Linked DNA regions of Homo sapiens: regions 2, 3 and 4 are each linked to region 1. The links are chromatin loops, found by intact Hi-C in ENCODE. Cell type or tissue: psoas muscle. All regions are shown on one strand. Links, peaks and the distances in the headings refer to the core of each region. The heading gives the core; the rest is flanking DNA.

The links. Hi-C counts contacts between places; a loop is a spot of excess contacts. Peaks named below come from ENCODE experiments on the same cell type or tissue, not always from the same donor. Only the 100,000 strongest peaks of a DNase experiment are listed, where the experiment ranks them.
Region 2: it touches region 1 in a loop (2.6-fold over the local background); 13 of 110 quality-filtered maps call a loop at or near these places.
Region 3: a loop joins it to region 1, with 3 times the contacts of the local background. A loop is called at or near these places in 29 of 110 quality-filtered maps.
Region 4: a loop joins it to region 1, with 3 times the contacts of the local background. A loop is called at or near these places in 9 of 110 quality-filtered maps.

Annotation. Positions count from the first base shown.
Region 1 is chr2:36,660,922-36,668,936 of GRCh38, forward strand. No RefSeq gene overlaps it. Among named protein-coding and RNA genes, the nearest start is that of VIT, 32 kb to the right of the region's middle. In psoas muscle, for the core only: a CTCF peak has its summit at 3,397 (motif pointing left); no DNase peak of the experiment used is centred there; H3K4me3 peaks cover 530 bases; H3K27ac peaks cover 1,063 bases.
Region 2 is chr2:36,561,039-36,569,053 of GRCh38, forward strand. The region is part of intron 5 of FEZ2 (fasciculation and elongation protein zeta 2); the gene reads right to left. Among named protein-coding and RNA genes, the nearest start is that of FEZ2, 33 kb to the right of the region's middle. RefSeq lists an enhancer at 40-1,239. In psoas muscle, for the core only: no CTCF peak of the experiment used is centred there; no DNase peak of the experiment used is centred there; H3K27ac peaks cover 2,564 bases.
Region 3 is chr2:36,510,611-36,518,625 of GRCh38, forward strand. It overlaps CRIM1 (cysteine rich transmembrane BMP regulator 1), which reads left to right. Exons shown (of 17, transcript NM_016441.3): 10 at 1,663-1,784; 11 at 2,946-3,155; 12 at 6,717-6,932. Among named protein-coding and RNA genes, the nearest start is that of FEZ2, 84 kb to the right of the region's middle. In psoas muscle, for the core only: no CTCF peak of the experiment used is centred there; no DNase peak of the experiment used is centred there.
Region 4 is chr2:36,569,368-36,577,382 of GRCh38, forward strand. All of the region lies in intron 5 of FEZ2 (fasciculation and elongation protein zeta 2), which reads right to left. Among named protein-coding and RNA genes, the nearest start is that of FEZ2, 25 kb to the right of the region's middle. In psoas muscle, for the core only: no CTCF peak of the experiment used is centred there; no DNase peak of the experiment used is centred there; H3K27ac peaks cover 3,595 bases.

The sequences.
Region 1 (8,015 bases), core at 1,491-6,490:
ATTTAGGTGGCTTCCACCTCCTGGCTATTGTTAATAACACTGCAATGAACATGAGTATGCAAATCAATCTTTGAGATACTGTTTTCAATTCTTTTGGATATATACCCAGAAGTGGGATTGCTAGATCATGTGATAATTCTATTTGGAATTTTTGAGGAACCTCCATACTATTTTCCATAGCTGCTGCACCATTTTATATTTGCACAAGCAATGCATAGGGTTCCAATTTTCCCATATCCTTGCCAACACTTGTTATTTTCTGTGTTTTTTAAAACAGTGGCCATCTTAATGAGTGAGGTATATTTTTTCACCATCTTTTATAAAGAGCAAAATAATAACCAAGCAAACAATTTCAAGTAATTTAATTAAATGTTATCAAATCAAATCAATCATCTAACACTATCATCTTCCTGGCACTAACTTATTCTTTGTTTTATGCAAAAGTTAGTCAATATACACAGAACCTCTCATGCAGCAATTCAACCTTTAGGTATACGTTCAACATAAATCAGTACTTATATCCACCTAAAGACATGTATAAGAATGTTCACAGAGCTTTACTCACAATAGCCCAAAACTGAAGACTACCAAAGTCCAGAGACATTACAACAGATAAATAAATTGAAGTATATTTACATAATGGAGTACCAAACAGCAGTGAAAAAAAAAAGAACTGCTATATGTGACAACTTTGATGAATTTTATATACATAACATTGAGTAGGCCAGGCCAGATGCAGTGGCACGCACCTGTAATCCCAGCACTTTGGGAGGCCAAGGTGGGTGGATTGCTTAAGCCCAGGAGTTTGAGACTAGCCTGGGCAACAAGGCGAGACCTTGTCTCTACAAAAAATACACACAAAAATTAGCTGGGCGTGGTGACACATGCCTCTAGTTTCAGACGCTTGGGAGCCTGAGGTGGGAGGAGCACCTGAGCCTGGGTGGTCGAGGCTGCAGTCAGCCGTGATTGCACCACTGCACTCCAGTCTGAGTGACAGAGTGGGACCTTGTCTCAAAAAAAAAAAATTTTTTTTTTTAGTAAAAGAAGCCGGATACAAAAGAATACAATGATCCCTTGGTACCTGGGCATGATTGGTGATTCGTTCCAGGACTGCCCCGATACTAAAATCCGAGGATGCTCAAGTCCCTCATATGAAATGGCATAGTGTTTGCATATCCACACCCTCTCAGTACACTTTAAATCAGCTCTAGATTACTTATAATACTTAATACAATATAAACATTATGTAAATAGTTATTAGACTGTCTTTTTTAGTGAATAATGACAAGGGAAAAAGTCTGTACATGTTTAGTACTGATGCAATTTTTTTTTCAAATATTTTTAGCCCATGGTTGACTGAATCCATGGATGTGTAACCCATGGATACAAAGGGCCAACAATACATACTATATGATTCCATTTGTAAAGTTCAAAAACAGGCAAAACTATGGAGATAGAGCTCAGTATGATTCCCATTGGTGGGGTATTGACTAGTAAGCAGCAGAAAGGATTATTTGGAATGCTGTAAATATGTTATATCTTGATCAGGATAGTAGTTGCATGAGTATATACATAAACAAAACCTCATTAAGCTGCATAGTGTATTTGAATCTGTACATTTTCTTTTATGTAACTATCAAAAAAGTAAAAGAAGAAAGATTAGTCTTAGCAAGAGAACCTATTTTGCCTTGATAAAATACCCTCCTCTTTGTTTTTTTAAGAGAAACAAATAACCAAAAAAAAAAAAAAAGAAAAAAAAATTCCACTAGTAAGTGAGTTTGGGGAATGTTGGAGAGGGAAAAAAAATGCCAAACTTAGTATTGAAGTGAACTTTAAAAAATGGCAGAGACCTTTGCCCGGCCACTCCACCATGTGGGAAGTGAGGAGCACATCTGCCTGGCCGCCTCCCCATCTGGGAAGTGAGGAGCGCCTCTGCCTGGCCGCCCCACTGTCTGGGAAGTGAGGAGCAGCTCTGCCCGGCCAGCGTGCAACCTAGTGTGAAGTTACAGCCTAGTGTGTGATCTTTCTGCCCTCCCCTGGTTTGCATTTTCGACGTTAAGGTTTACTTTTTAAATAAAACTTTTAAAATGGAGAATAAAAAAATGGCAGAGAAATGGAAGAACGGAGACAAAATAAACTTTATTTACCCTGCACCTAAGCCACTCCTTAGAAGTAAATTAGAAAAGTAAGTTAACTTGGAGGGTACCCATAGACATCTAATTTTCTATGGTGTCCTCAGCACTTGAATTTGTTAATTTTTAAATGCTAAACTTTATCACTCAGTTGTCATTCACAACAATTAATTGAGCGTGCACTTTGAGCTTAGCTTTGTTTGTATGCAGTTGTTGCCTTGCATTGTTAGGCATAGAGTTACATTTGCTTGTGTTCATTCCTATTGCAACAAAGCAATCCAATGATGGAAATAGAGGACTGAAAATCAAGCCATCCCTGAAAGATTAGTGTTGTACATAACTCAGTTCTAAATAGAGTTCTGTCAATTCTTCAATATTAAAAGCAAACATTGCCTCATGAAGTCATCCTGATTTATAGCCACGGCCCTTTATTAGCAATTATAACATGGCTATGTCTAGATTTTGAGATATAAAAGTAAACCATATAGTAAATCCTAGTTTAATTAGCCTGTGTTTTCCATTGTAAGAGGCTTTGGCTAGCAGTGCCTATTCTGGGATAAACAATTAGGTGGTACTGGATTCCTCCGGGATTAGAAAATATATACAATTAAAGACAAACTTTTTCTTGTGTGCTGAACCACATGAAAATAGTTACATTTCCCACCACTGCCTAGCCCAAGCACTGTCATCTCTCACCTGCACAATTATAATAACCTCCCACCTAGTGCACCTGATTCTCCTCTTGCCCTTAATGTATTTGCTGCACAGCAATGACAACACCTCCCTTAAAACCTCAATTCGATCATAACCCTTCATTGCTCAAAATCTTTCTAAGGCTTCCCGTCTCCCGCAAAATAAAATCCAAAGACCTTATAATGAATTAAAAGGTCCTATATTCCCTGGCTTTATTAGCCTCTCTCCACTCCAGTCAGCTGGCCCTTTCCTGATCCTAAACACACCTCACTGAAAGCCTTTACCCTGCTCCCTGCGCCTCCCCCGACCCTCCTCTGTTCCCTAGATAGCCCCTAGATAACTATATGGCTTGCTCCTGCATTGCATTCTTGACTGAGTTCAACTCTCGCCTCATTTTAAAGACCTTCTTACCACTCTAAAATAGTCGCTTCAAACAATATCTATTTCTTTGTCTTGCTTTGTTTTTCATCATAGCACTTGTCAGCACCGGCTGTGCTCTAAATGGATGTGCTTATTTGTTTATTTGCCATGTTTCTCCTCTATAATGTGAGCTCCCCCTACTGGAGAGCAAGGACTTTGTTTTGTTAACGGTTGTATTCCCGCCATCTAGTACAGTGCCCGGCATATGGTAGACATTCAATAAATACTTGCTGATTAATTATATCATGAATGATAATGAATATTTATAGATTATGCAATCTGTATGAATTTTAAAGTCGGGAATTTGAAAGTCATTTCTAAGCTATATATTGTCTGAGCTATTACAGTATCAACAAAGGTATGTACAAACAGATTGATGTTTATAACATTGAAAAAAAGTTTCAACTTTCATCTTTCAACCTTGAACCTCAAACTTCAACTTTCATCCTGGCAACATGATATATAGAGAGCATAAATCTTTAGGATCTGACTATGTTATAATTGTTGGCCATCAGACTCAGTGTGCAGCAGCAAACATAGCTGTATTGGGGTTACAGAGCTGTAGTCATTGTTCAGATGTAGCAAGATGTTCCCTATAGTTCCTGGATATATACCATCTGGTGCTGGAATACTGTAACTTCCACTTCCCCACTGTTCAAGAGAAATATACAGACATACATTGCTCTGCAACAAGAGTCAGCAGACTATGGCATGTGCACCACATCCAGCTCAGCAGTCTATTTTTGCACAGCCTGAAAGCTATCAATAATTTTTACATTTTAGAGGGTTAAAAACAAAACAGAACAAAACAAAACAAAATGTGATAGAGCCCATATGTGGCTTAAAAGCTTAAAAGATTTACTGTCTGGCCCTTTAAGGAAACGTTTGCTGACTGCTGCTCTGCAAATTAGGCTGATGAACATGACTTTGGGAAAGAGAAAGGGTTTTAAAAATGAATGCCTGGAACAGAGAAGGTGTTGAAATACATAGTTCGGCTTTCTGAATCAGTCCCTATTACAAGGGCAATGGGTTTGCTAACCTGGGATAGAATGAATAAACTTTTGCAAAGACAGGGAAATGATACTGGCAAGAAAAGCATAAACCTCTCTGTGAACTTTGAATCTTGAGTTTCAAAAAGGGAAAATCTAAATAAAACTAATTTTAGAACTAATCTAAGGCAAAATATGAGTGAGAAGAGAAGAATAAGCCCAGTGGCATTGGGGCCAAGTTACTCTTTGCGGCAGGAACTCCAAGATGTCCATCAGTAATCATTCTCCCTGGCTTTTAATAATGGAGCTTCTTAATTCAAGCTTGGAAGAAGGCTGTCCATCTAAGGACAACATTCCCAGTCTCCCATGCAGCTAGACATGGCCATATTCCAGTAAGCAGAATGTGAACAAAAAAGATGCACACCATGTCCATGAGACTAACTTCTGGATAAGGTGAAATTGCCTGTGTTTCCATTTGCCCCTCCATCTTCCCATTGGCTGGGAGACGGAAGATGCAGATTGAGGTTGCAGTCACCCTATCAGCCTTGAAAAGCTTAGCTTGGTAATTTTTTGCAAGAGCAAAATTAGATCCTGTTTCATTTAAACCATTGCCTTTGGTGTGTTCTCTGTGACATCAACTTACACTGAAAGTCAAGACAATAATATTGCTTATGGCATTAGGTTTATATACATCAACGCCAAAATTTTTTTTAACATAAGATAGAGCGATTTTAAATTTTTAACGAAAGATACAAGACATTTCTTAGTTATCACCAAACTTTTCCTTAAAGGGCCAGAAAGTGAATCTTTTAAGCTTTTAGGTCACATATGGGCTCTATCATATTTGTTTTGTTTTGTTTTAACCCACAAAGAATTATACACATGTATTAGCTCACAGTGACATCAACTTACACTGAAAGTCAAGACAATGATATGCTTATGACATTAGGTTTATATACATCAATGCCAAAAAATTTTTTAAACATAAGATAGAGTGATTTTAAATTTTTAACAAAAGATACAAGATATTTCTTAGTTATCACCAAACTTTTCCTTAAAGGGCCAGACAGTAAATTTTTTAAGCTTTTAGGCCACATATGGGCTCCATCACATTTTGTTTTGTTTTGTTTTGTTTTTAACCCACAAAGAATTATACGCATGTATTAGCTCACAAGATATGTAAAAATATTGTTATGTTTTCTTTAGAAAATGTTAAGGTTTTCACAAGGAGATACTACCTCACACCTGTTAGGGTGGCTGTTATCAAAAAGACGAGAGATAACAAGTGTTGGTGAGGGTGTGGAGAAAACGAAGCCTTTGTACACTGTTGACGGGAATGTAAATTGATACAGTCATGGAAAACAGTATGAAGATTCCTCAAAAAATTAAAACCTAAACTACAATATGATCCAGCAATCTCACTTCTGGGTACATACACAAAGGAAATAAAATACATATATATTTAAGAGGAGGGCCTTACTCTGTCGCCAAGGCTGGAGTGCAGTGGTGTGATCATAGCTCACTGTAGCCTGGAACTCCTGAGCTCAAGTGATCTTCCCACCTCACCTTCCCGAGTAGCTGGCAGGTATATGCCACCAGGCCCAGCTAATTAAAAAAAAATTGTTTGTAGAGACAGGATCTCAGTATGTTGCTCAGACTGGTCTCAAACTCCTGGCCTCAAGTGATCCTCCTGCTTCAGCCTCCCAAAGTGCTGGGCTTATGGGCATGAGCCACTGCACCCGGCCCAAATCAGTACCTTTAAGAGATATCTGCACTATCATGTTCACTGTAGCATTATTTACAATAGCCAAGATATGGAAACAACATAAGTGACCACTGACAAATGAATGGATAAAGGAAATGTGGTATCTACACACACACACGAATATTATTCAATCATAAAAAGAAGAAAAGTCTGCCATTTGCAACAACATGGATGAACCTGGAGGACATTATGTTAAGTGAAATAAGATACAGCAAGATAAGTACTTTATGTTCTCAGTTATATGTACAAACTAAAAAAGTTGAACTCACAGAAGCAGAGAGTAGAATGGTGATTGCCAGGGGCTTAGAGATGGAAAAAAATGGGGAGATATTGGTCAAATATACAAACTTTCAGTTATAAGGTGAATAAGTACTATGGAGGTAATGTAAAGCATGGTGATTATAGTTTATTATATTGTATTGTCTACTTGAAATTTGCTAACAGAGTAGATCCTAAGTGTCCTTATCACCACACACACACACACACACACACACACACACACACACACACAAATGGTAACTGTGTGGTGATAGATGTGTCAGTTAATTGAATTCTGGTAATCATCACACAACGTACACCTATATCAGATAATCACATTGTACACTTAAATATATATAATCCGTATTGTCAACTATACCTCAATGAAGATGGTGGAGACAAAAATGTTATGTTTTTAAAATTTTAAACTAAAACTTTGATTAACCATAAATTCATTTTTGTGCAAGAAGGTAAGGAATTCGTGGGTTTTGTTGTTCCAAAGAGCTACCCTGTTGCCCAAACATCATTTCTTCAATAACCTAGCTTCTCCCCACTGATTCAAAGAGCTAACTTTATTATCCACGCATGTATGCATTCCTTCTTTCACTCCACAAACACTGACTGAGTTACTGCTGTGGCATGTTCTGCGCTAGATGCCGGAGGGACAATGATGAGCAGAGAATGGTCCCAGCCATCGTGGAATATGGAGTACCGAGGAGGAGATCATAATAAGCAAACAGATAAGTATTGCAACTTGCAAAGTGCTGCGAAGGAAACAAATGACCACAGAGAGAAAATAATGAAGCGTAGATGTGGGGCAGTTTCCTCTCACAGACTGCTTGAAGGAAGTTCCATTGAATGGGAGCTGGAGCTCAAATAATAGGATTGAGCCAGCCTGGGAAAGAGTCGGGGAAAAGCGCTCCATGTGGAAGGAGCAGCTCATGCAAATGCTCCGTAGGGGGAAAGAACTTGGCTCTATGGAGGACGGAAACTGGCCAGCGTGGCTGAGACCTGCTGAGCATAGAGAGGCATGCTGTGAGTGAGGTTAGCGGGAGAAGCGGGTCTGGCCACTCAGTGTAGGAATATGGATTTAATTCCAAGTGCAAGGAAAACCACTGAAAGCTTTTAAGCCAAAGGTTTATATATAACCCTATTATGTTTTTAGGCAATGACTCTGGCTGTCTTGGGGAGAAAGCCTAGAAAGAGATTAATAAAAGAGATAGGAGACTATAATTTTTAAAATTGGGAAATTATTGCAGTAAATCTAGGGAAAAAAAACTTTCATATACCTTAGAATTTATTTCCGATATCTATTCCATTCCATTGATCTCGATTTTTATTCCTGCACCAGTTTTGTATAGCTTCATAATAGTTTTGATTTGTCATCGAGCAAGTTTTCTCATACCCCTCAACTCCGAATTTCCTCAATATTCCTGCATGTTTATTCTTCCATTTGATCTTTGCGATGATACTGTCAAGTTCCACAAGTAATCCTGATGAGATTTTGATTGAAAGTGCCTGAACTTTACAAGTTAATTTAGGGAGAATTAGCATCTTGGTAGTAGTAAGCCTTCCTGTCACCCAAAAGACATATCTCTCTCTACATTTATTTCTGCCTTCTTGTCTTCCTTTATGACCCTCTGTAAACTCATTTTTATACTAATTTTTGTATGCTAGACCTGTACATTTCTTTTGAAGTTCACTTCTTGATAATTTAGGGGGTTTTGTCTTTTTTTTTTTTTTTTTTTTTTATGGAGT
Region 2 (8,015 bases), core at 2,030-7,029, 99 kb before region 1:
CCATTTCTTTGCAAGTTAAATGCAAAAGCAACTGTTTTTATGCTACTATATTCATGCAGGCATTTTTCTGATGTAGCTAATTGTTCCAATGTAAATGTTGTAAGTTGTACACATATTTGTTCTATACAAAATTTACTGTGTAATTTTTAAGATACTTTTTGATATTATTTACCTACATTTTATCAGAAGTCTGAAAACTTAAGATGAACAGTATGCGTATTTTCAGCCTAAGTTTGTATAATTCTACCATCAGTTTGGAGAACATTAACATAACATTTAGCAAATGAAAATGCTGTTACTTGGAGAGCTGATTATTGCTTCCCACTCACTCTTCGGGCCACCTGCCACTGCCTTGGTGCAGAAATGCGAACTAGAAGATGGCATACGCTTCCTGGAGAGCAGAGTGGATCCCATGTGCCAGCCAGGCCCCCAAAAACTTCTCCAAAGACTTTTCCACTCCGTTTCTAGGAAACAATTCTACTTTCTTTCTCCCAGCAACCTCCAAGACTTCCTAGAATTCTTTGTACTGAAAAGGGAGTATTTTTTTCCTAAACAACTTATCTTGATTTGTAACCAGTCTACAATGTCATCAAGCATAGTAAAAAGCGTCTGGTGGCACCTCTATGGCGGCTGAGTCAAAGGAGTGAGATGGATTCTTACAGCATGACTAATTAAGGGGAAAGGCTTCGTGAAAAGGAAGTGAAGGCCTGACTCACTTGATGGTTCCTTCCCCTGGAATTTTATAGAGGAAATTTAAATCAGTAAACACATTTGAGGAGTCAACATAAAGAATATTTTACCAGGCCCCAAGGGGCAGAAGAAAGGAAACCAAGGGAATGGTCATCAAGAAATACATATAGTTTCATCCAGTGGTTCTCAAAGTGTAGTCCAGGGACCCCCTCCCACCCAACTCCTGCCAAGAGGTCCCTGAAATCCTCTCAGGAGTTCAGGAGTTCAAAAATGTTTTCTTAATACTACTAAAATATAAGTTGTCTTTTTTACTCTCATTCTCTCATGACTTACAGTGAAATATTCCAAATGACAGACTGAATGCAGAAGCACATTTGTGAATCTAGCTGTCTTTAATCAAGCCAGATGTTAATGAGATTGACAAAAATGCACAGCAATGATATTTTTTCATGATTTTGTAAAATATTATTTTTCATAAATATATGCTCTTTATAATGAATTTATTTTTGGTATTTTTCATGAATTTATATTTTTAATTTTATCACTTTTAATTTGTAACATGGCTAATATTAAGTTTCTTGGGGTCCTTGATAAATTTTAAGAGCGTAAAGAAGTCTTGATAACAAAAAGCTAAGAAATGCCAACAGGCTGAATCACTGAGGGAGCTATGTGCTTCTGTATCAGTCATGTAACTCTATGGAGTTACTGAAAATCTGAGTTCCAAATTTTACTACCTTACAGGAGACTGTACAAATATGCCTCTCCTCCTAAACCATCCAACTTCCCTACCTAGCCTTTCCCAGATTTGCAAGCCAGTTTTGCTTCAGCAAGAATCAAATGTCTAGTCAAGATACTTTGCTGACTACTCTTCACTTCACTGAAAGCATAACTATTAGCTTTGATGGAGGAGGCTAGTTATAAAACAAAAACCTACAGAAAACTATTTCTGTAAATTTTTCCAATGCTATCATAATTCATTCATATTTTTTAAGCAGATTATCAAATGAGATAACATCTTAGGCTTCAGAGTATATAATAACAATTATGAGAAACTATTCTCAAATAACCAAGTCAGTTTATTTTTTAAATTATTTTCATAAAATATATTTTCTTTCAAATGTGACAAAGAGAAGAGTACTTGTTTTTAAGTACTTAGTCTATATTACCTGGCTCCATTATCTATGAGCATGTTTAAGCTAGATACAAATTCATAAAATCTAAAGCTAGATAAAAAGTTTCAGAATCCACCTATCAGGAAACTAAGACACACTTTCTATTTGGAAAGCACATTCCAAAAACACTAGCTTTGTTTTCGCAATCAGAAAGCCAATTCCTGTCACTAGAAAAAACAAAAGTTGATGCAGTTTCAATTTCGTAACATGCAGATGTAATTTAGGTTTTCTTTATTAAATGTGTGGTTGCAGACATTACTGAGCCATCTCAACTACTGACAGCCTGACTACTTGTGAAAGATGGCTTTTGTGCCACCAGAATTTTAGGCTTAGGGGAAATTAGTGAAAATGCAACCCCATGGGAAGCCAAGGTAACCTGGAAAAACAAAACTAACAGCTGATGCCAGTGAAAGAAGGTAAAGTAAGGAATGCAGCAGAACCTCTGTCCTTGCTGCTGATGGCTGCTGAGTCAGTGGCTGCAGCTGACAAGACCCTACTGTCCCCAGCTCTTTCACTGGCAATGAACCAGGGAAGCAATGTGCAGCATGTACAGTTCAATCGCCTCTTGATCCATTGGAAAATTACAGAACAAGGAAATCAGAAGGTTCTACAGGAAAAAAAAGAAAAAAAAAAAAAACTAAAATCTACGTCTGAGAACGTGCTCCTATCAAACGCTTCAGTTGCAATCAACTCCTACCTCCCCAGAAGTCAGGCAGCATCAATATTCTCCCTCCACTGCATTTCCAAACTCTCCCTCTCTACTAGCTCCTTCCTGACAGCATCCCGAAATTCTCAAACCCTCAACCTCTTTCCTTTCCCAAGGTTTTCCTGAAACAGCTCTTCCCAACATCATTTATTTGATCTGGAAGACCACGGCCACTTTTCAGATCTCTGAGACATCCAGGAATCCCTCCTCCCTGAACCGCTTCCTTGGATTCAGAGACACCACACTCTCCCAGATTTCCCTCACCCCAACCCTCCTGCTCTCTAGTTGCTTCTTCTAAGAGGGGCCACTTTCTTCACTCATCCCTTAAATGCCAGTGTTCCCTAGGATCTTGTGCCTCTTTCTTGACTCACCTCTCAGATGCTGCTGTGCCTCTGGATTCTGTCCCTATTTAATTATCATGCACCCCCTCTGGGTATTACCAATCAATAGCTTCATCTTCTGCTTCCATAAATTGATAGCTCCACTTTACTAAGATCAGTAAAGTGCTAAGAACAGAGACTGGCACATGGCAAAGCTCAGTACATGTTAGCTATCTTTACTGTAATTTCCCTGAGCTTCACTCTGCATGTTTAATGGCCAATTGGACATCTGTACCTATTGTATGTTTAATGGCCTATTGACAAGCCTATGTTCCTGTCTATATTTAATATCAATATTTCTAAAACTCATATCCAAAACTGAATTCAATGTCCTCTTCCCCACCAAAACACAAACAAAAAAATTTAAAAACCGGTTCCTCCTTCAGCATTTTATTCTCCTCGTTCATTCATTTCCTCTTTCTTTCAAAAAACATCCTGAGCCAGATACCATTCCAGGTATTAGAGATTCAGAGTGAACACATCAGCCAAGGCCCCTCCCACCCTCCTGACCTTACATTCCAGCATAAGGGGGCACAAAAAGCACAACACGTAAATGAAGCGAATGCTGCAGATAACTAACACATGCCCTATCCCTAGCTCCAGCAAGGCGATTAAAAACTGGATGCCTACTTTCTACTCGGACGCCAGAGAAAAGCTGCCTGAGGAGATGACATCTGAGCTGAAATATGACGTATACACCCATCCTAGATGAGCCACAAAGGACAATGGACAAGGGAGATCTTCTCAGAGAACAAAACCAAAAGCAGCCAACCGGGCCAACTCGGGAGTTCACGCCACAGCTAGTGTGCAGGAGGTCTTGCAATTCTCATTCAATGGGATGGAACACAGCATCTATGGAATATGTCCATTCTCTCCTCCTTTTTATAAGATGTTATTGCAGCAACCCTGTCTTCTCTCCCCCGTTGTGTGCCAATGTGTTGCAATGGCTGGCTTAACTTTCAGACCATAGGTTGACGGAAAAGAGAGACATCCCCTCATTTGCTGGACTTGAAGCTAGAAGCAGGTACTGCTGACAAGATTTACATACCTCCCTTTGGGGAAGGGGCACATGTGCTTTATCTATGTTTGCCCTCGTCAACAATCAATGACCTGACCCTAACTCCTCCCTTCTTTGGTGTCCGAAACAATCAACCTCACCAATATCTCTGAAATTCAACTATTTATATTTCCATCCCTACTTTCACTTCCCTGGCTCAATTCTTACATGAAATCGCTGCAACAGCCTCCTAATTAACTTATCTCCAGTTGCCTCCTTCCAATTAGTTCTCCTTGAAACCACTGAAGTTCTCTTCCAAAACAGACAAACCCAAACATGTAACTACCTGACCTAAAATCCATTTTTGGTTCTCTAAACCCTTTAAACAAAAACCAGGTGCCTCAGAATGTCGTACGACGCCATCCATTTTCCAGCTTCCACTGTGCAATTTCCATAGCCTCTTCTTGAGTTTCTTGCCCCCTCACCTTCTAGCTTTCACCATAATGAGCAGCCTGCATTTCCCCAGATGTCCCTAACTGTCCCCTCCAAGTGGTGGCACACACCACCCCCTCTGCTGTCTGTGCCTGTTCCCTCCTCCTTCTACCTGACCTCCGGGTGCAACTCAGCCTTCCCAGACCCCTAAACCTAGCTAGGGGCAATAGTAATATATGTCCACCTTGACCACAGAACAGAGCCAGGCTCAGAAAACACTAAAAACGTGGTAGTTGTTTTGAATATAGCAATTATCACACCCTGTACCTAGGTTTCTCCACGTTGACACTACTGACATTTCCAGTCAGATCATTCTTGTCACGGGGGTCAGTGTAGTGGGGTGGGATCTCCACTAGCACCTCCGGTCTCTGTTCACCAGGATGCCAGCAGTACCACCCCCATCCTTCCCCACCCTGCCCAGTTGTGACAACAACAAATGTTTTCAGACATTGACTCATGTCCCATGGGGGGCAAAATTGGCCTGGTTGAGAATCACCGCACTAAAGCACATTGGATGGTTCATCATTCAATCTGCAACCCATGGGCAGCACATTCCTGGAAAACTGAAATTGGTTCTACATCCTTAACACCCATGCCAGGGACACAACTGTGGATCAATTAATGTTTGCCTAATAGTAGTATAAGAAAAGTTCAGGAGATGGAGACCATCCTGGCTAACACAGTGAAACACCATCTCTACTAAAAATACAAAAAATTCGCCAGGCACGGTGGCGGGCACCTGTAGTCCCAGCTACTCGGGAGGCTGAGGCAGGAGAATGGCGTGAATCCGGGAGGCGGAGCTTGCAGTGAGCCGAGATCGCGCCACTGCACTCCACCCTGGACGACAGAGCGAGACTCCGTCTCAAAAAAAAAAAAAAGTAATCAAGATATTTTTAATGGGGAGGTAGAGTGCACAAGATCTAAAGAGAAACAATAAAGAAAGAAAAATGAAAATTCTGGTCAGGTTAATTTTTCATAAATTCAACTCAAGTTCTCAAAATCCTTAAGGACAGAAAAAAAAAAATGTCAGATACTTCTTTCATATGCTCCAAAAAGCAAAAACCAGACCAGTATGTAGGAGGCATCTGACTGATAGTCAGTGACTTAACCTGCAAAACGCTACAGCGATCATTACCAATACCAGTGGGATACTTCCAGATTTCTGTATGAAACCAGGAATCATAGCTCAGGCAAAAGTCTTAGAATCAAGAAATTTTTAAACGGTCAACTTGGACAGAAAAGTGCTGAATTAGAAATCGAAGATCTGGGTTCTTTCCCAGCTTTGCCACTAATTGTGTGACAGGAGGGCAGTCACTTTACTGCCAAGGCCTGTTACCTCACCTGTAAAACAGATGATTAAATCATATTAACTTTAAACGTCTTCTTATTTGTAAATCCTACGAGTCTATGGATTAATTCAATCAAAAAGATCCATTATTAAGCAAATTAAAAACACACACATACGCATAGACACACACACACTCTCTCTCTCTCTCTATAGGACTAAATAAATGAGTGCTCCAGAATGGCAGAACTGCACAGCCAGATGATACATTCAGAGTCCAGTGGCTTCATTTTCTTATGAGGAAATGACTACATTCTGAAGGGAGAGACAGGTCTTAGGCATCTTTCCATCCCCGCAGCTTGCATAGTGCCTGGGCCATAGCAGTCATTTTTAAACGTCTCATAAGCTGAGGCTGTGACACTCCTAACACCAGAACCCAAGAGCCTTAGAGCCTATGATCGTTTCACCATATCATGAGGTGTCTTGACTTCTTGCAGGAGAGAAAGAAAAAAAAAAAGCCCAAAATAAGTGGAGTATGAACAGAATAAAGATGACAGGACAGAACATCAAGTTATTTTTCAGAAGAGTGAACAACGGAGTTCTGGAAAAGTCCACTGAAGAATCTAGTCTAGGAAAGTAAGATGAGATTAATGAAATAATCTTGTTGGCGTGGTTTATAAAACATAAAACAATGGAGTGACTAAGAAATCTCAAACCCCGGCCAGGCACGGAGGCTCACGCCTGTAATCCCAGCACTTTGGGAGGCCGAGGTGGGTGGATCACCTGACGTCAGGAGTTCGAGACCAGCCTGGCCAACCTGGTGAAACCTCATCTCTACTAAAAGTACAAAAATTAGCCAGACGTGGTGGCGGGTGCCTGTAATCCCAGCTACTCGAGAGGCTCAGGCAGGAGAATCACTTGAACCCGGGAGGCGGAGGTTGCAGTGAGCCAAGATCGCACCATTGCACTCCAGCCTGGGCAATAGAGCGAGACTCTGTCTCAAAAAAAAAAAAAAGAAATCTCAAACCCCTAGCTAGGATAATCAAAGAGTAGCAAGTAGGAGATCAGTGAACTAGAAGGATAAAGGAAAAGAGAGACCAGGGCAGTGAGACCAGGAAGAAACAGGAAACGAGCTGTGTAGAGCATACTGTGCATTCTGTTTTATAGCTGCCCTGTAAATTCCAAAAAATAACACACCCTTTTGGAAGGCAAAATGAATTTTAAAAAGATAAAACCTCAGAGGCAGGTTAAATATACTTTTTAGTAAACGTCACCTCATTTAGAAACACTACATTTACAACCTTGAGAGCAGATGCGGTATTATTAGGTGCTTATGGTGCTTAACTGGGCCAGAGGGAAGATTTTCTCTATGCTTAAATTTTATAAGTAGGAGGACAAGGAAAGGGAGAGACAGAAGGGGTAGGGGAGGAGGGAGACAGAGTGGGAGGGGGAAGGGAGGGAAGCATTTCTTTGATAACATTTCTCAAGGTTAAAGTACCAAAGACATACCAAAGCGCCAACAGAACTAAGTCTCAGGGTTATGAATGCTGAATGAAATGAAGGACATTAAAGATTTGTTACTAAATAAATAAGTAAATAATTTTTTAAAAGAAAAGAAAAAACAATTTGTTACAGTTTAATTTAAATAACTGCAATAACGCAGTATATCAGAAAACCCAATCCTCCCTCCATTTAATCTACCATTTCCAAGTTTGAAATAAAGAATCCAAGTGTTCAAATTCAAAGTGAAGAACTGGTGAAAATTCTGAATCTGAAGTTATTTTGTAATTGATTCATCCATTTCCCACTACGTCTTTAGGAAGGAGTTAATAGTGCTATAAAATGCCCCCTCTCAGGATGGAATTTTTGATAGGAGCCCATTTGTGAGCAGGGAAATGATTAAGCATTACAGTATTTACTTTATTGTTGCCCTCACTACTGACAAATGCCAAAGTAATGTGGCAAGGACGGAGGAAGAGGGTATTCAATACACAGCTTCAACACCAGTATTTACGCTGAGAATACTCACCACTGCCTCGTGGTTGTTTCCTTCCCTGGCATAAGTATGTATTGAAAGTCTCAAAATCAGTCCTTATCTGGAAACTTTTCTCAGACAAAACCAGTAGCAACAATGTATAAACAGGATATAGATTTATAAAAATTCACCAAAATCTGAAAGACGAAGAAATGGGCCAAGATCCCCAAGGCCCATTTACAACATCCTTGCAAAGCTCAGAAAACGAAAATTCAAGCCAAGGATCCTTCCATCCACCTCTAAATAACTCCACATCCT
Region 3 (8,015 bases), core at 1,719-6,718, 150 kb before region 1:
CAGCGTTTCGTATTTTTTTCTTTATCTAGCGTTAGATTTTTATGAATTTTCTTGGAGCTAAGGGCCATTACTTTTATTTTTTAATATACTTTATTGAGTCAAACCCCATGAGAATCTAGATTATTCCAGGGGGGGAAATAGACACTTCATATTTGTTTCTTTCGTGTCTGTATAAGCACCTATATTTGCCTTTATATCAGGTTGATGCCTTTAGAAAAATCACCTTAATTTATATTTTTCCCTTTGCTGTCTTTCTTTCATTTCAATCTGTCTTTCCAATTTGATATGTTTATGTAGTGCTAGATTCCTTTTCTTTTTTTTTTTTTTTTTTTTCAGGCAGGGTAGTGCTCTGCCACCCAGGCCGTAGTGCAGTGGCACAAGCATGGCTCACTGCAGCCTCAACCTCCCAGGCTGTCAGTCCTCCCACCTCAGCCTCAGCCTCAGCCTCAGCCTCCCGAGTAGCTGGGACTAGAGGCATGCGCCACCATGCCCAACTAATTTTTGTATTTTTTGGAGAGATGGGGTTTCACCATGTTTCCCAGGCTGATCTGGAACTCCTGGCTCAAGCGATCAGCCTACCTTGGCCTTCCAAAGTGCTGGGATTACAGGCATGAGCCACTGTGCCTGGCCTAGTGCTAGTAATTATAAGGGACTTAGACCTATCATCTCTTTCCCATCTTCTGTCAGTCATCTTTTTCATTCTTCATTTAAAAATTCTAGGTTTGGGAGGGGTCGTCTTTATAATTTTCATTGGATAATTAAATTGGAAACATTGTTCCGTAAAATTCCCCAAATAAAATAATGAATCATCATCATTCTTAATCCTAAAATAAGAATATGATGTCAATAAGAGTATTATGTCTTAGCCTAACTGCTCATATAAAATGAAGTAGTTGTATCACAATAGTAGGTAGCTTCAACCACTTGCTACAGTATCATGACAGTTCAGAATCAAGGCTGTGTTCAAATCCAACCGTCATGTTGGAGAAAAATCTCTTAGGAGATTGTAGATTTCACTTTGTATTCCTGTCAGCACATTCAGGGAGGACCCAGTTGGACACCTTGGACAACTGAATATTATACTGGCTAGAACACATGTGTTAAGGACACACACCAAAAGAGAATTCTTGGCCAGACACCACGTGGGAGTGTCAGGATGAAGGCAGCAGTTGGTGCCCCTTTTATGTACCTGCTGACTAAAGAATTACTTTCTGCATGCAGCAGATACTTCCAGAAGGGAGGGAGGGAGGGAGGGACGGATGGATCGTAGGTGGGTGGGTGGGTGGATGGATGGAGAAACAAATGAGTACACAGATAAACCAACAAAATCTCCTTCACTTTCCTATTCATGGAGTTGCACATTCATCTTTTTATTGTGGTGTACCACTCTCCCTAATTAAATCAACAGTCATGTCATTGAGATTCTGAGAGCCACATCCTAGAAGCACGTAAGTGCTTGGGCAACTCTCTGCCTTGGTCATGAGTAAGTGGTGGTAATGGCCACAGGGAGCTAATTACCCATCACTCCAGGAATCTTTGAGAGCAAAAGTCAAGTCATTCTGTTTAATAGCAATATCACTTTATTGACCCTTGGTCTGAGTGCTTGGGCATCATTTGAGACTTTGTGATTTTCTGACCTCTGACAAAATTTTAATTACCCAGGAAGAATAAGCACGGCTGTGACATCTGTCGCTGTAAGAAATGTCCAGAGCTCTCATGCAGTAAGATCTGCCCCTTGGGTTTCCAGCAGGACAGTCACGGCTGTCTTATCTGCAAGTGCAGAGGTAAGTGTGTACACATGGCCCTTCCCCCTCAAAGCAGCCAGGGGCACCGAAACAAGGAACATAAGGACACCCTGTAATGAAATGGTTTCGGTGGTTGCTGCCTATTCTAACACAAATGTCAGTCTCTGTGGGACCGTCCCACAGGACTCCCTTTTCCTTTCATTTTTATGAAGTAAAAGCTCAGAATAGAATGTAAAGTAAGTATATGATGGACAAGCACATTGACTAAATTAATCACTTCCTAGCTCTTTTTACTTCTATCAGGAACTTTAGCCTAAAGCACAATTATCTGAACCTCTATAGAGCTTCTCTCTGTTCAGGAGTAAGATTAATAAAACTGCAACAGTAAATAGCCCCATTTCAAAGTTCTAGAGGGTGGGTATAGCTCAGAAGTTAGCTGCTGTATTTCCAGATAACAGTTTTCCATGAGAATTTAGCCTTTGGCTGAATAAGCACATGCCAGCCCACAGCTGTGAATAAGCACAGAGCCTGGATATCCCTGCTGCCTGAGGCTTCTCCAGGGAGCTTCCTGAAGCCACTGAGCATGCACCCTGACCGCCGTTTCTGCCTTTACCCCAGCTCCAGCCCTGCTGCCTATCCCTTTTTATGTTGTACTTGTCAGCATGATGCACAGATTAAACTATAAAAGATTCCTAAACTTTGTTTTACGATTTTTCAAAACTGGACAGTTACCACCTTAATGGTGTTTCTAAGGGGTTGGAGTAAACAAAAATCTAGTCACTGCTTTAATTGTTCTGCTGAACAAAACTCTGTTATTTGCAAGGGGCCCAGGATGTCCCCATTGGATGAAGCTTCTAGAGCGATTTTTCTGAATACATTCAACATATTTGTAAAATTTGTTATAAAATCAGTGCTTGTTTATTGTATAAAATATGAGAAAGTACAGTGGAAGGAATAAAAAATCAGCGATCATCCCACGAATTGGAGAGAAACTATTTGCCGGTTTTTTTCTCTCTTTTCTTTTTTCAAGATTGAGAACATACTGACTTAAATTCTTTTCATGAACATGTCCCATGTCACAAACTGTCCTGTGTTAGACGTAATTGTTGGTGGCTGGGGTCCAGTCCATGTACAGACTCTGTAGCCTGTTTCTCCTGTGCAGTAGCCACTTCTTTACCAGGCTGCCTTTTGTCTGTCCAGAGGCCTCTGCTTCAGCTGGGCCACCCATCCTGTCGGGCACTTGTCTCACCGTGGATGGTCATCATCATAAAAATGAGGAGAGCTGGCACGATGGGTGCCGGGAATGCTACTGTCTCAATGGACGGGAAATGTGTGCCCTGATCACCTGCCCGGTGCCTGCCTGTGGCAACCCCACCATTCACCCTGGACAGTGCTGCCCATCATGTGCAGGTAAAAGCTGGCTGCCATCTGTGTGCTCCATAAGCAAATGACTTCTGCCTTGCAGGGCCCTAGACACATTTGTAACTCTGGGGAGGTTGGAGGGGACAACCCCTGGAACACTTTTCAGCACTGTGTGGTTTTTGTCAACCACCACCACAGAATCATCCAGGCACTATCAGTGAAGAACCAAAGACCAGAGAAAATTCTATCATTGTAGAAATGGCTCTCCTCCTTTTTGAATGATTGACTCAGTTATGTAAGGTCTTTGGACTACATTTTTGTAAAGGTTTGTGGGCTGATGTTCTTACATTCCAGCTCTCCATTTTATTGATAGCATATTAAGTCTGAATGTCCTCATTAATATGAGGGGATTGGTACTAGTTTTATCCCATAAAACCTTATCACATTTAAAGTAATGTTTGAGAGGGAGAAACTTTTTGAAGTCTGTGGCTATTGCTCTTTTTTAAATTAATAGACATGTGGCACTCTTGCCAAATGGAGAGATTTAGAGTGACCACACGTCCAAAACATTTAAAATCATAATCATGGTAATCAGGATAAGTTACTAGAAAACCAGAACAGATTTGTAATTCAAGGGAGTCTGAATTATGATTGTCAATAACAGTAATTATAACCATAAACTTCATCTAGTACGTTTTATCCAAAGAGCTCAACACAGTCTTATATCTATTATTTCCCTCTCTGTGCAGGCCACTTTGAGTTAGGGAAAAACACATTGAGGCAGTTTCTCATTTGGAAAACAGACACAGAAAGATTGACTGTCTTACCAAGAGTAAAATAGTATGTCCACCAAAAGGCCTGGGAGAAATGAAGTCTCTCAAATCTTGTATCAGATTTCTTTCAAAGTTAAGTCTACTGTCAGATTTTGGAGGATGATTGTTTTTCCTCTGGTCAGTCCAGGTCCTGTATCTCCCTGTGCGTGAGTCCACCTGTGCAAAAGGTGTAGCCGGGAGCCTGAGGCCTGGTCCTTGTGCAACAAGACTAGCCTGGGAGGGAAACTGACCTTGTTCGCCATGGTTGGGGAGCAGGGGAGAGGGACACTTGAAGTCCCTTTCAGCTCTGAGATTCTGCACAGCTCAATAGCTACAGTATCAGAGTGACAGGCAGCTCCCATACCTTGTAGAAAACGAGATTACAATGCAGAAGAGATGACTCTTTTTATTTTGTTTTGTTTCCCTGTAGTTCAGTTAGAGGTGCTCCATGTCAGAACTCTTTCCTTTTTTCCGATATTTTGCTAGTTAAGTGTGAAAAACTGCTAGAGTCCCCTGCATAAGAAGGTAAATGAGGACTTTAATATGATAGAACTCTGTGTTGACTCTTTGGGGAGGGAAAAATCATGTGTTTGCATGAAGACCCCTGCTTTAATTATAGGTGTGAATGCATAGAGGAGGGATTTGTACCTGGGTCTTTGCTAAACATGTCCTCAATGAAGAATTCTAACAGCTAGATTGGTAGAAATGCAAAGACATTAAGAATGGATAATTGACCTGAGAACTGAAAATCAGTAGAACCAGAAAGATCTTTCTCTATTACAGAGTCATGGAAAGTTCTTACGTAAGCACACGTGAAGTTGTTGTTGATACCTTACTGTGGGTGTGTCAACATCTGGATATACGTGTATGAAAACACATTTCTGTAGATGGATGTGTAGAGGTAAATGTTTTCTGCAAATCTTTAGCATGTTGCCACATAAGCCTCCTTCTGATTAGAGACTCCAGAGCTGTTGCATTCACGGACTCCTACTTTAAAGAATATTTTTCTCCCCTCTTCATTCCAAGATCAGCTGTTTTTCTTCTTGGGATACATGAGTATCTCCCGAACTCTTCTAATGAATATTTACTAAATGATAGTGTCTCTCAGATTTTCTGTCTTCCATACACTCTACATTTGAGTTTCTCTTTTGTCTCCATGTCTCTGGCCCCTCTTGTGTTTTGCCTTGAGGCATATCGTACGGCAAAAAGGTGAGCCAGAAAGCATACCTGCAAACACGCACGTCAGATTTCTTCTGACCACTTCCGTACATGTCAGCATTTAACAAGGCAGTAATTGTCAGTCCTCTCTAAGCCCTTTTTGAAAGCAATAAGGGAGGCTTTTGCTATATTCATTTATCGATACTCTTTGGGACTTTTTGTTTCTCTGTAAACCACAGATGCACATTTACCATCTTGTTCAGCACAGTTTTCATTGTAATTCTCTTCCTCTCTCTTGTTCTTATACTGGAAAGTTGGTTACAGTTGCTTGTGAATGTAAGCATTGATTGATGAGTATCAGTTTTCTGTGATACTGTCCCTGGGTCTAAGTTCCAGCCTTTTGTAATTCCCTTGAGATAAAGCTGTATTAGAAGTTGTTACCCTCTTAACTGGAAATCAGCCCACATCACTTAATTTCATTAGTATTGTTGACTCTCATGCTAACCACCACTTTGAAAGTCATAGCCCCAATTCACTCCTAAGAAGATTTCAGCTCTGAGCATCTCTGCATATATGGGCCCATTCTGGGGCGTGACTTCCACTGAGCTCCAAGCATGAGCTAGCCGTGATGTCTCCAGACTCTTTCTCGGCGGGATTCAACACTGTCAACACATTCCTGAAGTGCTTGTTGCATTTGGATTACGTGACTATGGTTAATGTCTTCATACTTCTCATTTCCCCAGCAAAACTTCAGGGCAACTCCCAGCCCCTCTTCAGACATTTTCAACATTAAATTCCCTCTCTATCAGTGTCATCTCTCCAAGAGACCAAAACTACCTCTCCTCTGGGGAAAGAAATGATAGTTTTCACCAGCCTGCCAGCATTTACCTCTCTTCATGATGATATTGCCAAGCACATGTTTAGTCTCAGGTGAGGGTTTTCAGACTGTTGATTCTACAGGAGCATTCCTGCTCAGTTTGCTGGCAGCTGGCTTAGATTGGGGTGTGGCCTGCTCGACAGCAGGACATATTTCCAAGCATAAAAGTACTCAGGATCCCAGAAATAATAAAGCAGATAGGGCATCGATCATTTGGAAGTTTTATTTAATCTGGAGACATATCCATGATCCAAACAACCATAGACTTGGGTTGCAGTTTCCCTCGTCTCTCCCTGAGCTCTCAGTTTCCTCATGCATAAAATAAGGTGACTGTAAGGAATAAATGAAATAACACATGTGAAGTGCTTAGCATGGAAATAACTGAACCGTACCAAGTATTCTGTAAATGAGAGATCTGAATCCGAGACAGTTCCTACACATTCACAGAAATGCCAGAAGAGGCCCCTGTTCTCATCTCTAGAGTGGGAGTCCCCTCCCTGTAATTTAATGATCTTATTGAATTCTCTTATTACTGTTGACAGACTTAAACCACTTGAACCTCACGTCCTAATATTAGCTCTTTTGCCATTGTCTTCTGTTTCCATGCATGGAATATTTTCTTCACTATTCTCTTAATAAGAATAGAGCGAGATGCTCTTCACAGTTCATCTCTTCTATCCCTTAAAGCAAACAGCACCAGGCTTTCAAGAGTTGGAAAGATTGCAGATGAATAATGTGTTCTGATTTTGTGTCATTTCCCAGATGACTTTGTGGTGCAGAAGCCAGAGCTCAGTACTCCCTCCATTTGCCACGCCCCTGGAGGAGAATACTTTGTGGAAGGAGAAACGTGGAACATTGACTCCTGTACTCAGTGCACCTGCCACAGCGGACGGGTGCTGTGTGAGACAGAGGTGTGCCCACCGCTGCTCTGCCAGAACCCCTCACGCACCCAGGATTCCTGCTGCCCACAGTGTACAGGTAAGCGACACCATGCCTTGTGGGTGCTTGGTGGGGAAGGATGCAGCTCTGGGTGTTGTCATTCTGTGGGACCCACAGGGCAGGATCAGCCCCATATGGGAGTGTGCCAAACCCAGTATCCCATCAGGAACAGCTGGCAGCCTGCTTCCTGCATGTATTCTCTTTATCAACCACCTATTTATGCAGTCAGCATGCCTCACACCTGAGATGACTGTGAAACAAAAAAGGAGACTGTTGCTCTTGCCAATTTTTTTCCTTAACCCTGCATCTCAAACTCGAGGCGTATACCTAAGTAGAGAAAGTCCCACCGCACCAAATTAACCAAACGATTCTGTTACTGTGAAAAGTCATCTTTATGTAACAAATGAGAAGAATAGTTATTTATAAATAATGTAAACAAAATTCTTTGTAAATAAAATTCTTTGAAATATAAGGGTGGCGAAGAGACTTTGAAATATGCATAATGCCACCCCCTCCAAGTTGGGATGATTAGTAAGTTAATGCCAAAAAGCATTAAGTGACTAGCACTGCACATGTATAAGGAGTGCTATTATTTTCTACTTTTTATTTCTCAGATAATCTGACCTTAGCAGGTAAATGTATGGCCATGAAACTTGTTAGAAGGAAATTTGTCAAGATGTTAATCATAAGTTACTGGTTTTATATAACTTTAGTAGTACTTTTAATTAATACTAGATGTGACTTTTTCAAAAGATATTTAAATATAAAATTATCAAGTTGACAGGACTAGTTTTGTTTTGTTGTTGTTGCTTCTTATTCCCATATTTCAACTTAAATCAATAACCATTTACTTTCTAAACATATTCTTAGAGCATTTCTGCTCAGCAAAACATAAACCCTTGTATTTTATTACTTCTTTTTTTTAACATTGGATTATCTAGTCAGCTGGCCAGAATCTGTTGTTCCGTCATTATGTGCAGCATCATCAGTGTCTAAATTTTTTATAAGTTTATGTTGATGGCATTTTTGGAATTGATCAGATGAACTTATAGGGATAGCCACATTACTGGCTGTTGTCATCATGCACGGCAGCCCAAGTATTACCATTTTAGTACAGAACTG
Region 4 (8,015 bases), core at 1,064-6,063, 92 kb before region 1:
TTGCAGCTGAGAAAAAATAAATCCCCGATTATAGTTCCTAGCTGATAGGACTGAAAACAACATAAAGAGACATTACTATCTATGACTAAGCACAGAATCAGCAAAAAAGCTTAAACAGAAAACAAGTTAACACTTAAATAATTCGGTCTTTCTGAACAATAAAAAGAAAAGAGCTAGAGAACACTATGCTACATAAAAGTGAACAAGAATCAGATACAGTGCTGCAGTTTGTTAGTTCTTCTGTGGTATCTTAAATATATCAGCTTCTTCTACACACAGCATATTCACCAGTTCAACCAGCTTCACAGAAAGCAACATCCAAGACAGGGAAAAGCAAGACAACAAAGGGCTCAGGAAATTTACACTATTCCCGCTATCAAACTTGTTTCTCAGCCTCACCTGACACCAACTGGTACAGATTTCTAACTGGCCAGGAAATCATTTTAAAATCTCAATATCAAAGCTCAATGACAGAAAAAAGGTTTGAAAAAGCACTCAAGGAATGCTTTTCATCTATTTCTGACTCTTACTCTAATCTACTCTTACTTCATTAATATTCTTTATACTCAGGAGGTTCAAATGAAAGCAAAATGAAAACATAATTATTGTTCCTGATAAATCACGACACTTTCAATAGCTTGAATATGATTTTCAAACATTATAAAACAGTAGGTTTAATTTTTAATAAATTAAAATAATCAAAATGAGGAAACAAGTGTAAAAAATTTAGAGTAAAAATATTCAAATAGTTAAGATATTATTTAAGATGTAAAAGTAATATCTTGTTTTAATACTTCAAATAATTTTAATGTGAATTATAAAGCAGTTATAAAAGCAAATTCTACCAAAAATTTTTTTAAAAAAACAGATCTAAGTAAATTAGAAAATATACATTATACCAAAGCAGATACACACTTGAAAATCTTCAATATTAAACAACTGTTATATGAGTTTATTTTTATGGCAGAAAAAATATAATACAAAGATCTTCAAAATTAGCATTAAATAATTTAATTTTTATCTTTGAAGATCTTTTTAAAATTTTTTATGTAACTTAATATTAATGTGGAAACTAAACTAATTATTGCCAAATATTTTCAAAACCACTAAAACTAGAATATAATAATTGATCTTGGCAATTTTAGAAATTCCTTCCTGAAACATAAATACTCTAAGTACAGTCATGTGCTGCTTAAAAATGAGGATACATTCTAAGAAATGAGTCAGGCAACTTTGTCGTATAGACCATGACAGAGTGTACTTACACAAACCTACATAATTGTATAGTCTACTCCATACTTAGGCTACATGGTATAGTCTACTGCTCCTAGGCTACAAACCTATATAGCCTGTTACTGTACTGAATAATGTAGACAACAGTAACACAATGGTAAGTATTTGTGTATCTAAATATAGATAAACATAGAAAAAGTACAGTAAAAATACAGCATTATAATCCTGACTCCATCATCTATCTATACGCAGTCCATGACTGACCGAAATATCACTATGTGGCACAAGACTGTATACAAGAAGAACACAATTTCCTGGCACATTACAGCTTTTATGTGAACTTGTTTATATTAACAATGACCTCTCTAACACATAAAGAAGTCAAGAATGGACTCCTGATTTTTACTACATTAACTGATGGATCATGAAAGTTCACTATTACCAGCCTACCACCAAAAACCATTGCAGAAAACAAAGTGTAGATGATAAAAACATATCGAAAACTGATGATGACATATATTTCTCTAGGTAATATTATTTTTCATAAAACAAATTTGTTCCACATCTAAAGTAATTCATAATTCATAGGTTTGAATTATTAAAATAATAGCCATTATATAGTCAAGTTTTTCTCCACCCTACAATGACCTTCTATCATGCTAATAGTAATTCTTAGTAAATGCTTTGCACTAAAGAAAATGCAGCAAGATACTATCAAATATCACCAACAAATTATTGTTAAAATGTGTCAATATTTACATTCAAGAATGCGTATCAGAGCCGGGCACGGTTGCTCACGCCTGTAATCCCAGCACTTTGGGAGGCCGAGGTGGGCGGATCGCTTGAGGCCAGTAGTTCAAGACCATCCTGGCCAACTTGGTGAAACCCCATCTCTACTAAAAAAAATTAGCCGAGTGTGCTGGCGGGCGCCGTCATCCCAGCTACTCAGGAGGCTGAGGCAGGAGAACCGCTTGAACCCAGGAGGTAGAGGCTGCAGTGGGCCCAGATGGCACCACTGCACTCCAGCCTGGGCAATAGAGCAAGACCCTGTCTCAAAAAAAAAGAATGTATGTCAGGTAGAATTTAGTATCTCAAGCACCACTGCTTAGATAAAGGGGAAAAAGGCTGGGCACTGTGGCTCACTCCTGTAATCCCAGCACTTTGGGAGTCCAGGGCAGGTGGATCACCTGAGATCAGGAGTTCAAGACAAGCCTGGCCAACATGGTGAAACCCCACCTCTACTGAAAAAAAAAAAAATACAAAAGTTAGCCGGGCGGGGTGGACCACACTTGTAATCCCAGCTACTCGGGAGGCTGAGGCAGGAGAATCGCTGGAACCGGGGATGCGGAGGTTGCAGTGAGCCGAGATCGCGCCCCTGCACTCCAGCATGAGCGGCTGAGTGAGACTCCGTCTCAGGAAAAAAAAAAAAAAAAAAAAAAAAAAAGATAAAGGGGAAAAAAACTCATGCCTTTTCCACTTCTCCTCTAACCTTCTTTTAAAACCACATTTTATCACTGTGTATAATACAACATTTTTATTCCTTTTGTTTGTCTCCATATTTAGAGAACACTGGTCTACCTGCTCACTCTCTTTACCTAGCCACCGGGATTCAGACACACACAGCACAGAGGTCTGCTGTTAGACAAGAAGCTGCCACACGTAGCTTGGAGATTGGCTGGCCAAGGTGTCACTATCACTCAGGCTGCTGCTGAAGGGGCCCCAAGAAAAGGAACAATTCAACATAATCTCAAGATAAAACAAAGTAACCTTTTAAATACAAACTTTAGAAACATTACAGTACTCTTTTTATCTATGCAAACTCACTTAACTGGAGTTCATAACTTTTTGTTCTACTTTTTAATTTTACTAAGTCTAAATCAGAGATTGGCAAACTTTTTCTGTCAAGAGCCAGGCATTAATTATTTTAGGCTTTGTAAGCCACACAGTCTCTACGGCAACCACTCAACTCTGTCCATATAGCCCCAAAGCTGCTACAGATGATATATAAATGAATGAACATAGCTGTGTTCCAGTAAAACTGTATTCATAAAACAGGTGAAGAGTTGATTTAGCCCTTGGACAGTAGTCTGCCTTGACAATCCCTGGTTTAAATCATCTGAGCAAATGTGCTGTTAAAAAAATTCCAAATTAAAAAGAAGGGGGGAAAAAGCCAGGTCCATGTTGTTTTAAACAGAAGCCCCAAACAAAGGCTATCAATCATATTATAACATGAGCTGAGTCACAGAAACGGAGCAATGTAGCTGTGAAAGAAAATATATACAAGAAAGAGTGTATATCATCTAAGCCCTAGCTCTCCCCCATCCTTCAGCAATTCTCTCCCTAACCCCCGAAAAGCAATAAATTAGGGTAATGTGATTCTTTTTACAGTTTTTTCTTTTCTCTACTACCGTTAGTCACTGATTGCTAATATCCCAAAAGTTGTCCGTATAAACTTTTTCAGGGTTGACTGACGCAGTTATGCATTTTTGATGGTGGAGTGTAACACAGTAGAAATTCTCTCTTCAAAGTTCAATGTCATTATGGCAAACAGAAAAGACTATCGATTCCTATCTTCTCAACAAGACTTAGCATAAACAACCTTACATGTGACATTCAATTCAAAGATTTGTTACTAGATACTCAGAGGGTAACTATTCCATTTTCATACATATAAGTTTACTAAGTTATGATGCTAAGCAGGTAGGCCATAATGCCCAGACAACTGCAGATAACACTAGATGAACAGCAACTACTAAATTACAACATAACCTGGTGTTGTTCAACCTATTCTTGTATTCATGAGAACTGCTACTGAAATTCAATGACCTGTGAATGTCTGATGTAACAGAAGCCTGGCTCCCCCAATAAAAATCCCCAATAGAACAATAATAATTCAAATACTACAAATCTAAATCCTCCGGGATTCAATCTCCTGTACACTGAAGTTTCAATTCAACAAACATGCATTAAGTGATGTGCGAAGAACAAGAAATTAGGTGAGGTGCTGGGAAAGCAGTGTGAATGAGCCTTTAAAGAGCTTGCACTCTGTTAGAAGAGAGGTTTAAGCCAATGATTACAACACAGTGTGGTACTTCAATATCACAAGTATGTGTACCCTCACAAATAAATATGAAAACACCTCATAACAGGCATATAAACATAATAGGCAACTCATAAAAGAATACAAATGGTCAACAGATCAAACCCATTGTTTGCCTGTGCAGTGTATATTCAAAAGCTCTTAATATCTCCTGTTGGCGGGAGGTGTGGGAAAATGGTCACTCTTACGCTCTACTGGGCTACACTTCTACACAATAATTTGAAAAGCTGGTCATTTAAAGCCATTTAAAACTCTATATTCTTTGACTTGGAAATTCTATCAGTTTCAGTGAGTGGATAAACTAGTTTTGCTAACCAAAAGAAAATAATTCAATTTTAGGAAAATGGTAACTTTGGTTTAATAGTATAAATTTCAGACTCCTACAAGATATCCAAAGGGAATTGTCTAGTAGGCAGTTGGACATATATAACAATTAGCATTTACTCATGGTGTTTGCTATGTTTGCTAATCTTATATACATTATTTCATTTAATCTCTCCAAAATTCAAAGCCGTCTGTATGTAGGACGAAGATTCAAACACAGCTCTTAACCCAAAGCTCTTAGTCAATATTCTATTGTCTTAGACAATATTCACTGTCCATGGGTTTGACACCTGGCAGAAAGATCCAATATAGAAATATATATTTGCAAGTTTATCTTTCGTTCACTCATTCATTCAGCAGAAATTTATTAGGTACCTAAGGTTGGATCTACGAATACCGAGAAAGTAAAGTTAAATTTCTTATCATTAGGGACATAAAACAGAGATAGGCATGAAAACAAAAAATTGCAGTATGATACAACAGTGATAATAGAAATACTAAAGAGGAGTAACACTAACCCCTCTAAAAAGAGAGAGTAGTCAACTCTGCATCGGACAGAGTCATCAAGGAAGGTTCTAAGAAAGGAAGACAATGCTTGGCCATGATTTTAAAGGATGAGTGAGAAAAAAAAAAAATCCCCCAAGTGGACAGAAGCAGCAGGTAAGGAATTTGATTCCAGAAGAAGAGCATTGAATATAAAGAAGTGTCACCCAAAACAGCATGGTCAGCACAAAGAAATACATGTAGGTCACCATAGTGATAAACAGACAGTGCCCTTTAACCACTCTCTAACCCCCCATCCTCTGCTCCTCCAGATGCTGCAAAAAAGGACAGAGGAAATATAAAGCCTGCCACTCTCTTGAGTTGCACTTCCCAAAGAGGTCCACTCCTTTAACCTCCTCTTCAAACGGAGAATTGGAAAGGGACTAGGCAGGCTCCCTTGTCAATGAGGAGAAGCAGTGGTGTAGTGACACTCTCCAAAACAGCTTCCCAACAGCATCACCATCTACCACCTCACCCAGCCTTTGGTTTTCTTCATGGCCTTTATTTACTACTAAAATTCCATCATCTATTCATTTTTTCCTTGTTTATTGCCTTTCTCCGTCATTAGACTATAAGCTCCAGGAAGGCATGGGATGGGCCTCATCTATTCTATTCTATTCACCACTGTGGTTTTTCTGTTTTTTGTTTGAGACAAGGTCGGGCTGTAAGTGGAGTGGTGTGACCATGGCCCACTGCAGCCTCAACCTCCTGGGCTCAAGCAATCCTCTCGCCTCAGACTCCCAAGTAGTTGGGACTACAGGTGCATGCCACCACACCTGGCTAATTTTATAATTTTTATTTTGTAAAGACAAGGTCTCACTATATTGCCCAGTCTGGCCTCAAACTCCTGGGCTCAAGGAATCCTCCCACCTCAGCCTCTCAAAGTCCTAGAATTACCATCATGAGTCATCCTGCCCACTGTATCTTGAAGAACACCTGCCACAGGAAAGCACTCCACAAATCCTTGCTGAATGAATGAATATTGTTTCATCTTACCCAACATACAGCATTATGGTTATTTTAAACCTAAAACTCCAATCAAAATCATATTTCACTTTTATAAGATAATACTTTCTGTAACATTTCACATATTTTCATGGTCTAATGAAATTTTCCAATGCTCTAAATAGCATCCCTATGCCCTCTATTTTTTTTTTCACCACAACAAATATTTAAAACAAAATCTGTCTCCAAGTTTAACTCTGCTCTATACCCACTCCAATATTTCATTAGAGTATCTTTGGACCAAAGAGAACAAGGTAACAATTTTAGATTAAGTGGTATGCCAACTACAAATTGATGTACTGCTTCAGTGAAACATACATGAAGAAAAATGGAAGCTATTCTATACTTAACGAAAAACTTCAAGTCCTGCTAATAAAACAAAAATATCTCAGGCAGGAGAAAAAAAAAAGTGACTTATGTTATTGGAAAAACAGGTAACATATGACAATTCTAAGGAGGTCACCATTTTTTAGGAATTAGTATCACTGATAATAGCAAACTCATAGAGACCAGGTCTTGCCAAGACTGCATGTGATATAAAATGCTTGGTAAAATGTTTGGCAAGCTCCTGGAATCTGTTTATCCAACTGCCTATTTCACTTTGGGTTTCTTTTGAGCAACCTACCACTATTTTCAGAATCACCCTTCCAGCCTACTTGTGTCACAGATAGGAAGGTCTTTCCCTGGCATTTTAGGCTTTTTATTTTTTTTTTTTGAGACAGAGCCTCGTTCTGTTGCCCGGGCTGGAGTACAGTGGAGCAATCTTGGCTCGCTGCAACCTCCGCCTCCTGGGTTCAAGCGATTCTCATGCCTCAGCCTCCCGAGTAGCTGGGATTACAGGCATGCGCCACCACGCCCAACTAATTTTTGTATTTTTTAGTAGAAACGGAGTTTCACCATGTTGGCCAGGCTGGTCTTGAACTCCTGACGTCAGGTGATCCGCCCACCTTGGCCTCCCAAAGTGCTGGGATTACAGGCGTGAGCCACCGCGCCCGGCCGCATTTTAGGCTTTAAAAGGATACAGGAAACTAGTACTGCAAGCTTAGCCGTGCCATTACTGAACTGATTAAAATTTTTGACACAAATTGTAAATCAGGCAAAATGCAACTTCAAAAGTTCAAATATTATGAAAAATATTTACTGTTACTATGAATCTATTTCAAGACCAATGAAGGCTGAAGTAAGACCTAACTGTTGCCTTGCCAAATCCATTTCTCAATATAAATGCCATGTAAAATTACACAATAGATTTACTCTAACCCTTTTTACATGGGAGTTACAAAACGAAGCCTTTAAACCCCTCTAGGGATAAATTTACTTTTCTCAGCCAAGTGTTAACAGCAATAAATGGAGGATTTACATGTAATCCCTAAAAGCAAATAGGCAGAAATTACCAACCATGCTATGACTTTTTAACTAAGCATTTTATTTAATCTCACTTGCATAACAGGGCAATTTAAAGGGTGCCAGTTCTAAAAATATGAGATGCAAATGCAAAATAGTGTCCCTAATATTTTAAAGCAAATTTTCTAGGATTGTATATTCAAACAAATGTGGGTTGGTTTTGGGTTTTTTTCAGAGTACTCACTAGGAATAACTAAATAAACACCTATTCAATCAATACTGCCATTTCTTAAAAATAATAGATACCTGAGAACTTTTTTCAAAGTCAGTGCATAAGCAATGTCCTTTTTTTTTTTTTGAGATGGAGTTTCGCTTTTGTTGCCCAGGCTGGAGGGCAATGGCACGATCTTGGCTCACCGCAATCTCCGCCTCCTGGGTTCAAGCAATTCTCCTGCCTCAGCCTCCA